2 separate regions of the Homo sapiens genome follow, and region 1 is linked to region 2. The links are chromatin contacts, found by Hi-C in ENCODE. All regions are on one chromosome and are shown on one strand. The core of a region is the stretch at or near the end of the contact, and the rest is flanking DNA. Distances in the headings are between cores, read along the strand shown. Region 1 overlaps ZFAND3 (zinc finger AN1-type containing 3). Region 2 has its middle 7.9 kb from the start of MDGA1.

What was found. Hi-C counts contacts between places; a loop is a spot of excess contacts on that map. Pooled maps may share reads with other maps.
Region 1: a map with no recorded cell type shows a loop between it and region 2 (2.1-fold over the local background). The contact joins two enhancer-like sites. A Hi-C loop is called at or near these places in 1 of 37 single-sample maps with no recorded cell type and 2 of 50 pooled maps.

The regions. Positions count from the first base shown.
Region 1 is chr6:38,113,500-38,117,792 of GRCh38, reverse strand. It overlaps ZFAND3 (zinc finger AN1-type containing 3), which reads right to left. Exons shown (of 6, transcript NM_021943.3): 5 at 1,054-1,221. Among named protein-coding and RNA genes, the nearest start is that of ZFAND3, 300 kb to the right of the region's middle. Within about 2 kb of position 1,377, at least 2 of the 41 ENCODE cell types and tissues checked have a DNase peak (open chromatin) inside an H3K27ac peak, as active enhancers do.
Region 2 is chr6:37,703,762-37,707,737 of GRCh38, reverse strand. No RefSeq gene overlaps it. Among named protein-coding and RNA genes, the nearest start is that of MDGA1, 7.9 kb to the right of the region's middle. RefSeq lists a silencer at 1,903-2,162. Within about 2 kb of position 2,302, at least 29 of the 41 ENCODE cell types and tissues checked have a DNase peak (open chromatin) inside an H3K27ac peak, as active enhancers do.

The DNA.
Region 1 (4,293 bases), core at 128-2,627, 410 kb before region 2:
GTGACCATTACTTTATAACTGCTGAGTGAACTATTTAGTCCTGACTGTCAGCAATAGTACTTGTAGGATATCTTCGGCTGTCCCAGAAGTGAAAGGGGGCTTCTAAAGCTGACTTCTCAGAAAGAAAGAAATAGGATTCTCAGAGGCTACAGACAGGTCTCAAAGTCAACCTGATGACAGCTGAACTGGTCCTCAAACAATTTTATAATATTAGGTTTTAAAACCAGGAAATAAAAACAAGTACAGGAAACTGTAAATCAGCCTAAAATAATGCTGCTACACAATTTCGTTCCTATGTGTCATGATACATGTGGTCAAGAAGAGAGAAAGGGTTGACTTAAGTTTCATTCCACTGTGGGTAGGCATCCCTGTGCAGCAATTCTAAAAGGTATTACACTACAGAATACAGAAGGAAAGGTGACTGTAAAGCTATTTCAGACTGGGTATATGGTGGCTCATGCCTGTAATCCCAGCACTTTGTGAGGCAGAGGCAGGAGGATGGATTCAGCCCAGGAAAAAAAAAAAAAAAAAAAAAAGGCTATTTCAAGGTATTAACTGACTAGATGAACTAAGGTTCAAAGGTAATTTTCTAATCAAAGCTTAATTTAACAGGGATATGGAGAAAAAAAAATCTTCCATTTATCATAAATAGTAAGAAGCTCATTCAAAATTAACTTAATATCTGAATTTTATGGTACATACTCCAGAATTTTGCTTGTTTGGTAAACTTCTGAAGTCGTGAGAAGAAACCAGAGTAGTAAGTGGTGGGGGGAAGTTGAAAGCACTAAGCAGTGAGATGTAGCTCTAAGGAGATATGCATTAAGAACATGGGGATGTTTTTGTCTTTTTTGCATGTGTGAGAATAAAGGGTGTTTAGAGGCAAACATACTATGCTCCTGATTTCTCAAGCCCCAAACCTATATCGCATGCACTACTGTAGCAAACTTACAGTACTCAGAAGAAGAACGAAAGACTTCAGCCACTTAAATTTCCAAAGCTGGGCCAAGGTGTTAAGGATATAGTCTCCATCACGCCACTGGGGGAGATGCTTACCGCAGCGACACGATCCCAATTCCTGCTGCACCAGCTCCAGTTTGGTTTGGCACTGGAAGCACCGACGTCGACTCTTCTGTTTAGATCGACTGGTTTCCTCGGACCGTTCCGTATTCTCAAGTAGTCGTGGCCGTTTTACTGGTGAAGCCTCATTCTCAGACTGTGAATCTGACCAAAACAACATATTTGGGGATCAGGATTAGTGCCTGGCCTGGCAAGCACAGTTGATTAATGTATTTCCAGGCATTCTCCTGACCAGGCTACTGCCCTTGTCCAGGAATCAGACAGGTGAGAGCCAGTTCTGACTTGCTTGGTTTATACTGCACAAACTATGACAAACGTGTACCTTTAGTGCTGACTTCTAACAAGCTAGGCCTGAGCTGGAGAGGAGGGTGTGGGTGGCTCAACAAAAACCAGTTCTATGTTGTTGTTTTTAAAAAGAGCTGAGATTCTATGAGGAGACCATTCCAGCTAGAAATGGGGTCCTGTCTTTGTATTCCCTTGCTGGGACCTAGATGCTTACTGCCTGTATTGGTTAGATATCTTTTCTTGGGCATTTGCTTGTCCTCAAGTAGACCGTAATTCTTTAGAGATGGGACTATGTCTAATGTATCTCTGTATCACTATGCTTTCACAATTCCATTCCCAAAGCCAGCGTTTGATGAGTGATCTGTAATCTTTTATAGTAAAATTACTCACGTTTCTACTCTTAAAGACACAGAAGTCAGGTTCTAATACTGACAATTAGTTCAATTTGATTCAGAATGAAGGGGCACCTCTGCTGGTACACATGCAAGCTGCCCTATGAACTCCACCATGGGGTGGTGCAGCAGCAGCAGCACCAGGCACCCCACCTTGAGGTGGAGCCAAAATGGTAGGTGGAGGGGGGTGTACTCTGTGAAAACTGTGTCTTGCACAACTTCAAAAAAGTAATTAAGACGCAACAAAGCTCTTATCACAGGCAAGGCTGTAAACGACTCTTGCCTTCAATAAACTGGGCAGCTCTTTGGGGCTCTGTATTCCTGAAACAGCTGCTTGCATACCCACGATGTACCTCTTACCAAGTTCCAAATTGTTTGTGCTAAATTACTTCCAGAAGGGAGTCTCCTAAACAGTCTTCCTCAAAATAATCCAGATGCCACACCTCTTACCCCTCTGTCACCCCCACCTTGGTCTAAGCCATTACCAACTCATCAAGCCTACTACAAGAGCCTCTTCACTGGTCTCTCTGCTCATCCCCTTGTTTCTACAGTCTATTCTCCACATAGCAGACAAGTGACTCTGTTAAAAATCAAGTTAGATCATGTTACTTCCCTGCTCAAAACCCTCTAATAGCTCCCCTTGTCAGAGTGAAAGTCCAGATACTTAGACTCTCAAATACCCTGCATGACTTGCCCCACGCTCAGCTCCTGCTGCTTTCCTTCCTTTGCTTATCTCTACACTAGCCTCCTTATTGTCTCCTACCTGTGGTACTTTGTACCTTCTATTCCCTCTGTCTGAAACACTCTTCACCCAGATCTACATGGGATCTTATCTCTTTTATCACCCAGGCCCCTGATGGTGATGATGGTAGTTTGCTCACAGTCCCCCAGCCCTGCTGCACTGTACTGGCATATGGAGGCCCTGCATCATTCCCTTTGATATCTTTGCTCCAACGTCACATTTTCTTTTAAATTTTATTTTGCAAAGTCACATTTTCATTGAAGGCTTCTTCCCTGATCATCACTTCTAGATCACTGAATCCCTATTCTTAGCACTTCCCCTCGTCTGTTTCCCTTTTATTCCTCCACAGCACTTATCTTTAACATTATGCCCTAAAAGAAAGCAAACTCCAAGAGGGCAGGAAATTTCACCTGCTTTGTTTACTGATGTTCCCTCCATGCCTATGGCTCAATAAATATTTTTTGAATGAATGAATTTGTCTCCTAGGCAGTCCTAATGTTCTACTTAAAGTGGCTCTAGTGAGAAGCCACAGCCTATAGGATGTATTTTAGTGAAGGCTGTCTGTATGCCCTTTCCTAGCCTCCCTGTGTGTGAGGAAGATGCTGCACTTCACCCAAGATTGTCCAGTGGACCCCGATGGTGATGCTGGTAGTTTGCTCATAGTCCCCCAGCCCTGCTGTGCTGTACTGGCATATGGAGGCCCTGCACCATTCTTAGCAACTACAGACTTCATTTTTCATCTCATTTAATTCTTCCAGTCCTACATGACATTTTGCCCCAATACAAACCAACTAAATAAGGACTCTGATGAAAACAATTGAAGGCAAGTTCAGCCTATTTCCCAGCTCTGCTGAGCAAAGCTGTCCAGGCCCAGTCAGTGTGGTGAGTAAGGTGGCTACAGATAGGGCAGGCGCTCTCCCTTCTTCTACAAGAGCAACAAGCAACAATTTAAATATAAATCATTACAAAGCAGTCAGCTGAAAGAAATTCACCTTGTATGAGCCACACTGCTCTCTGCGGGCGGGGTCCTTTTACACAAACCAGCAATGGCTCTATTTGTATCAATAACCCTATTTAGAATTTTTTTTTTGTAACAAGAAAATTCTAGGGTAAAAACTGTAACAAAAAATGTTTTTTTCTGAGACAAAGTCCTAAATTCAAAGCATCCTTATAGGAAATTACTCCCACTGGGAGGCAGGTGTCAGCACAAGATGGGGAGGCAGCTGAGGCCTTTTCATTATTACTATGATTAAAATCTGGAGGGCCTTGGCACAATGCCAGCACACCTCTACTCTAACACAGAACTGCTCAGACCCTGAGCCCCTTTCTTTCACACCTCTGTGTCTGAAAATGCAGAGTTCACATTTAGAGCTCTTTCTACATGAATCTATCCCAAACCGTCAAACATGCTGTTCATCTGCAAAGCACCCATTTCTAAAACAAACCTTTCCTGCAAGGAGAAGACAATTTAATTTCACTGTGTCAATGAAGCCGGGGGAAAAAATAAAGACAAAAAGAATTTCAGTGTGGCAATATTATCCATAAGGTAACTATGTCCAAATAAGTAAGGGAGTTAGATATGTGAAGAAAAATTTTTTAAATGTATGAGTCCTATGGCTGAGAAATAGAATTCATATTTACATAATCACAATCATTAGTCATCACCAAACAACCCACTTTGATGGGACCCCCCAACCCCTGCCCTGCAAAGTTAGGAGGCCTGTGCAGTCTTGACCTCTTTTTCTCTTAATTCCCCATCTTACCTGACCAATGGGCATTCAATAGCAACACTAAGGA
Region 2 (3,976 bases), core at 1,053-3,552:
AATTGGAGTCAGAGAGACTCGACATGTGGACCCAAAGTAGATGCTCAGTAAATTCCTCTCGTATGAATAAATCCAATCTTGGGCACAGTCCTTCACATCTCTGAGCCTTACCATCTTTATCTGAAAAATGGGCATCTACTCAGTCAACAACCATTTCTTGATTACCAGGCACCCTTTAAGCTATGCGGGATATAGCAGTGAACATGACAAAGATCCTCCCTGACAGAAGCTCCATTTTGTGGGTAAGACACAATAAACGGGTCATGTCATATCCGCTCTAGTAGGATGGGTTGGTACCCAGCCTCTGTCCCCTCATCCTAACTTCATTGCCCTCAGCTGACTTCTAATTGCCTCCCCACCGCAGCCTCCCAAGTGCTGAGATTACAGGCATGAGCCACTGCACCGGGCCCATCAGTTTCTTAATCTGTACAGTAAGGTTGATGAAACCTCATTTAACCACCTTACAACATTTTCGAGAGGGCCAAATTCGGAAGTCATTTATTGGCTGTAGTGATATCATTAGGTCATGTGGTGGAGAAAAAAGAATGAGGAGCCTCAGCTTCTGGCATTTAATTTGCTGTGTGGCTTTGAGGCAGTTCCTTAGTTTCTCTGGTCTTTAGCTACCCACTTTGTTAAATAAAGGACTGGCTTATGATTCCTAACAAAATAATAATGTTTAGTATGCTTACTATATGCCAGGCACTATGCCTAGCACATTTCATATACATTTTCTCATTTAATCCTTCTAACAGCCCTATGAGGTTGGCACTTTCTTGTTTTGAGACAGGGTCTCACTCTGTTGCCCAGGCTGGAATGCAGTGACTTGATCATGGTTCACTGCAGCCTTGACCTGCTCAAGGGATTCTCCTGCCTCAGCCTCCCACGTAGCTGGCACTACAGGTGCGTGCCACCATGCCTGGCTAGTTTTCTTAAATTTTTGATTCACAGAGATGAGGTGTCCTTATGTTGCCCAGGCTGGTCTTGAACTCCTGGGCTCAAGCAATCCTCCCACCTCAGGCTTCCAAGGTGCTGGGATTACAGGCATGAGGCACCATGCCTGGCCTTGCACCATTCTTATGGAACCTGAGATACAGAGAGGTTAGGTAACCGGCCATGGTCGCTCAGCTAGTAAGCAGTAGTGCTGGGATAAAAATTAAGGACTTCTGAGCACTGCTGTCCAATAAAACTCCTGTGATGAGGGTAATGTTGTATATCTTTGTTGTCCAACACGGTAACCACTAGTGTGACTGTGAGCACTTGAAATGTGGCCAGCGTGACTGAGAAACTGACATAAATATCTACCAGTAGCTATGCCTTGGCCAGCGCAGCTCTAGTGTGCCAGTTTTTGGCCCCACTTCTTCGTGAGACGCAGCACCAAGTAGTGGTGAAGAGTATAGACTCTGACTCTGGAGCCAGATTCTCTAGTTCGATTGAACACAACTTACTAGCTATCTGTGACTGAACCTCTCTGTTCCTCAGTTGCCCCTCTAAAATGAAGATGACAAAGGTGGTCATGAAAGCAAATGGCCTTTATTATGGGCATTTGATGCTTATGAATTGTAGCACGCTCCTTCAGATAAACCTTGGGTTAGAGGATGAAAAGGGGGACAGATGGGCAGGCCGGATCATCCTTTAGTGACTGAGTGGGCCGGTGCCTGGGGATTCCTTCCAAGCCCGTGCCAGGCATGGATCCCAAAGGCCCCCTGGGATGGTGGGCATGGAGGGTCCCCAAGGAGAGCCGGGAGAGCCACGTAATAAGACGAGTTAATCAAAAGGGCAGCGAGTCCCCAGGGCTCACAGCGCTCGTCTCACAGCGAGCATGCGCAGGAGAAGGCCCGATGGCTCCTTCCCCCGCCCCCGTCTCTCTCTGAACCATCCGCAGCGTGGCCTGCAGGAGTGGGGGCCAGAACAAGAGCGACCTGGAGGGTGAGGGGCCAAGACAGGAGTTGGCGGCGGGGGCTTGGGGGTGGGTTGGGAAGAGAAGGAGCGAGGGAAGTGAGGTACAGGGTAGGATGACCCGCCAGCTTGTCCTGGGGTCAGGTCAGACCCGAGGGCGTGGCAGCAGGGCCCCCACGTTGTACTGGGGGGGCGGAGGGGGCGGGCGCCATGTCTGTCGTATCCTATGTGAATGGCGCCCCCTGTAGTTTATGCCACGCAGCGGTCGCGGGTGTGCTGAACGCCTCCAAGTCCACGCCAGATTTCCCGCCCCCCACCCCCTTTTACGTGGATCAAAAAGAGCTAATGGCTAAAGGAAAAAGAATTGGCTGGGAGGGTTAAACAGAAAGGGAGCAAGGAGAGTCACGAGGCCTGTCCCTGGGGCCCGGCCCCGGCCCCTCCCCTTCCAATACCGCAGATTGGCCGCCCCTCCTCCCCTTCTCCTTTCTCCTCACACCCCAGCCGGGCTTTTCAGGCTGGAGAACATTTGATCCTGCTTCCCGCGGAGCTGCCGGGGAGAAAGTTAGAAAGACCAGCTCAGCGAAACTTGATGCGTTCCACTGGGGCTGCTGAGGCCTGGGAGCAGATGCCTGAGGACAGAGCCACCCTCAGCCTGGCAGAGCCCCCATGCCTCTAGGAACGCACCTGATTCAGACCTCTCCTCCCAGACAGCATCTCAGAAGGAAGCAGCAGTGGGGGTTGCTAACCCCCTGCCACTGTTTACACAGGGGTTTCCCAGAAACCCTGGGCCTCACCTGCCTGCTTCCCTTCCCCGAGAATCAGTTTTCCTTCAGCCTGTACATAACTCAAACATGTCTTCGATCTTCATTATTTGTATTTGTCCGTAATCTACATATTGTCTGGATAATTTGGGCCTCCGTTATCCTGGTAATTTAGGTCTTGCCCAAAGCCTACTTTTGTTTGAGTTAGTCAGTGTAACCAACTCAGCTCATTTTATTTTATTTTTATTTATTTTTTTGAGACAGGATCTCACTCTGTCACCCAGGCTGAGTGCAGTGGTGTGATCATGGCTCACTGCAGCCTTGACCTCCTGGGCTCAAGGGAACCTCCCATCTCAGCCTCCCAAGTAGCTGGGACCACAGGCGCATGACGCCATGCCTGGCTAATTTTCTGACTTTTTTTTTTTTTTTTTTTTTTTTTTTTAGAGATAAGGTTTTACTGTGTTGCCCAAGCTGGTCTCAAACTCCTGAACTCAAGCAGTCCTTCCACCTTGGCCTCCCAAAGTGTTGGGAACTCAGGCGTGAGCCACCACACCCTGCCACAGTTCATTTTAATGAGCATAAATCAAATAACTACTGTGTGCTCAGCTTGGCACTGGGTACTGTGAGCAGTCCAGACATGAGCAGGACACTCACTCTACCCTTGAGCTCACAGCACACATGGAAACAAAGCACAGAGAACGAATGCCCACTCTAAGCCTGGGGTGGAGGGGTGTCATTCATGAGGCCAGAGTAGCAGGTGGGGCCTTTGGAGAGGAGCTGATCTCTAGGTGCCCTGTAGTCTGCTTAGTCAGAGATACCTCCCTAGGGGAGGTCAGTGGAGTCAGATGGGGCTGGGACTTCTTGCTGGGGTGGAGCCTGGCTTCCAGAGAGAGGGTGCTCTTCCCTGTGGGTGCCAACGGCTGCATGCCAGCTTAACAGTATTTCCTTCAAACAGGCCTCTTTCCCAGGAGCCCAGAAAGACATTTGCATTAGGAGAAAATACCCAAGTAAAACACAGACTACTTCCCTTGGGTTTGGCTGAAATTTGGAAAGCTGCAGGCAACCAGGCTTGAAGAAAGGTTAGGGGCCAAGACGGGGGGATCACCTGAAGTCAGGAGTTCGAGACCAGCTTGGCCAACATGGTGAAACTCTGTCTCTATTAAAAATGCAATATATATACATATATATATTAGCCAGGCATGGTGGTGGGTGCCTGTAATCCCAGCTACTCAGGAGGCTAAATTTTTTTTTTTTTCAAGCCTGGTTGCCTGAGGTGGGAGGACCACTTGAGCCTGGGGATTTGAGGCTGCAGTGATCTC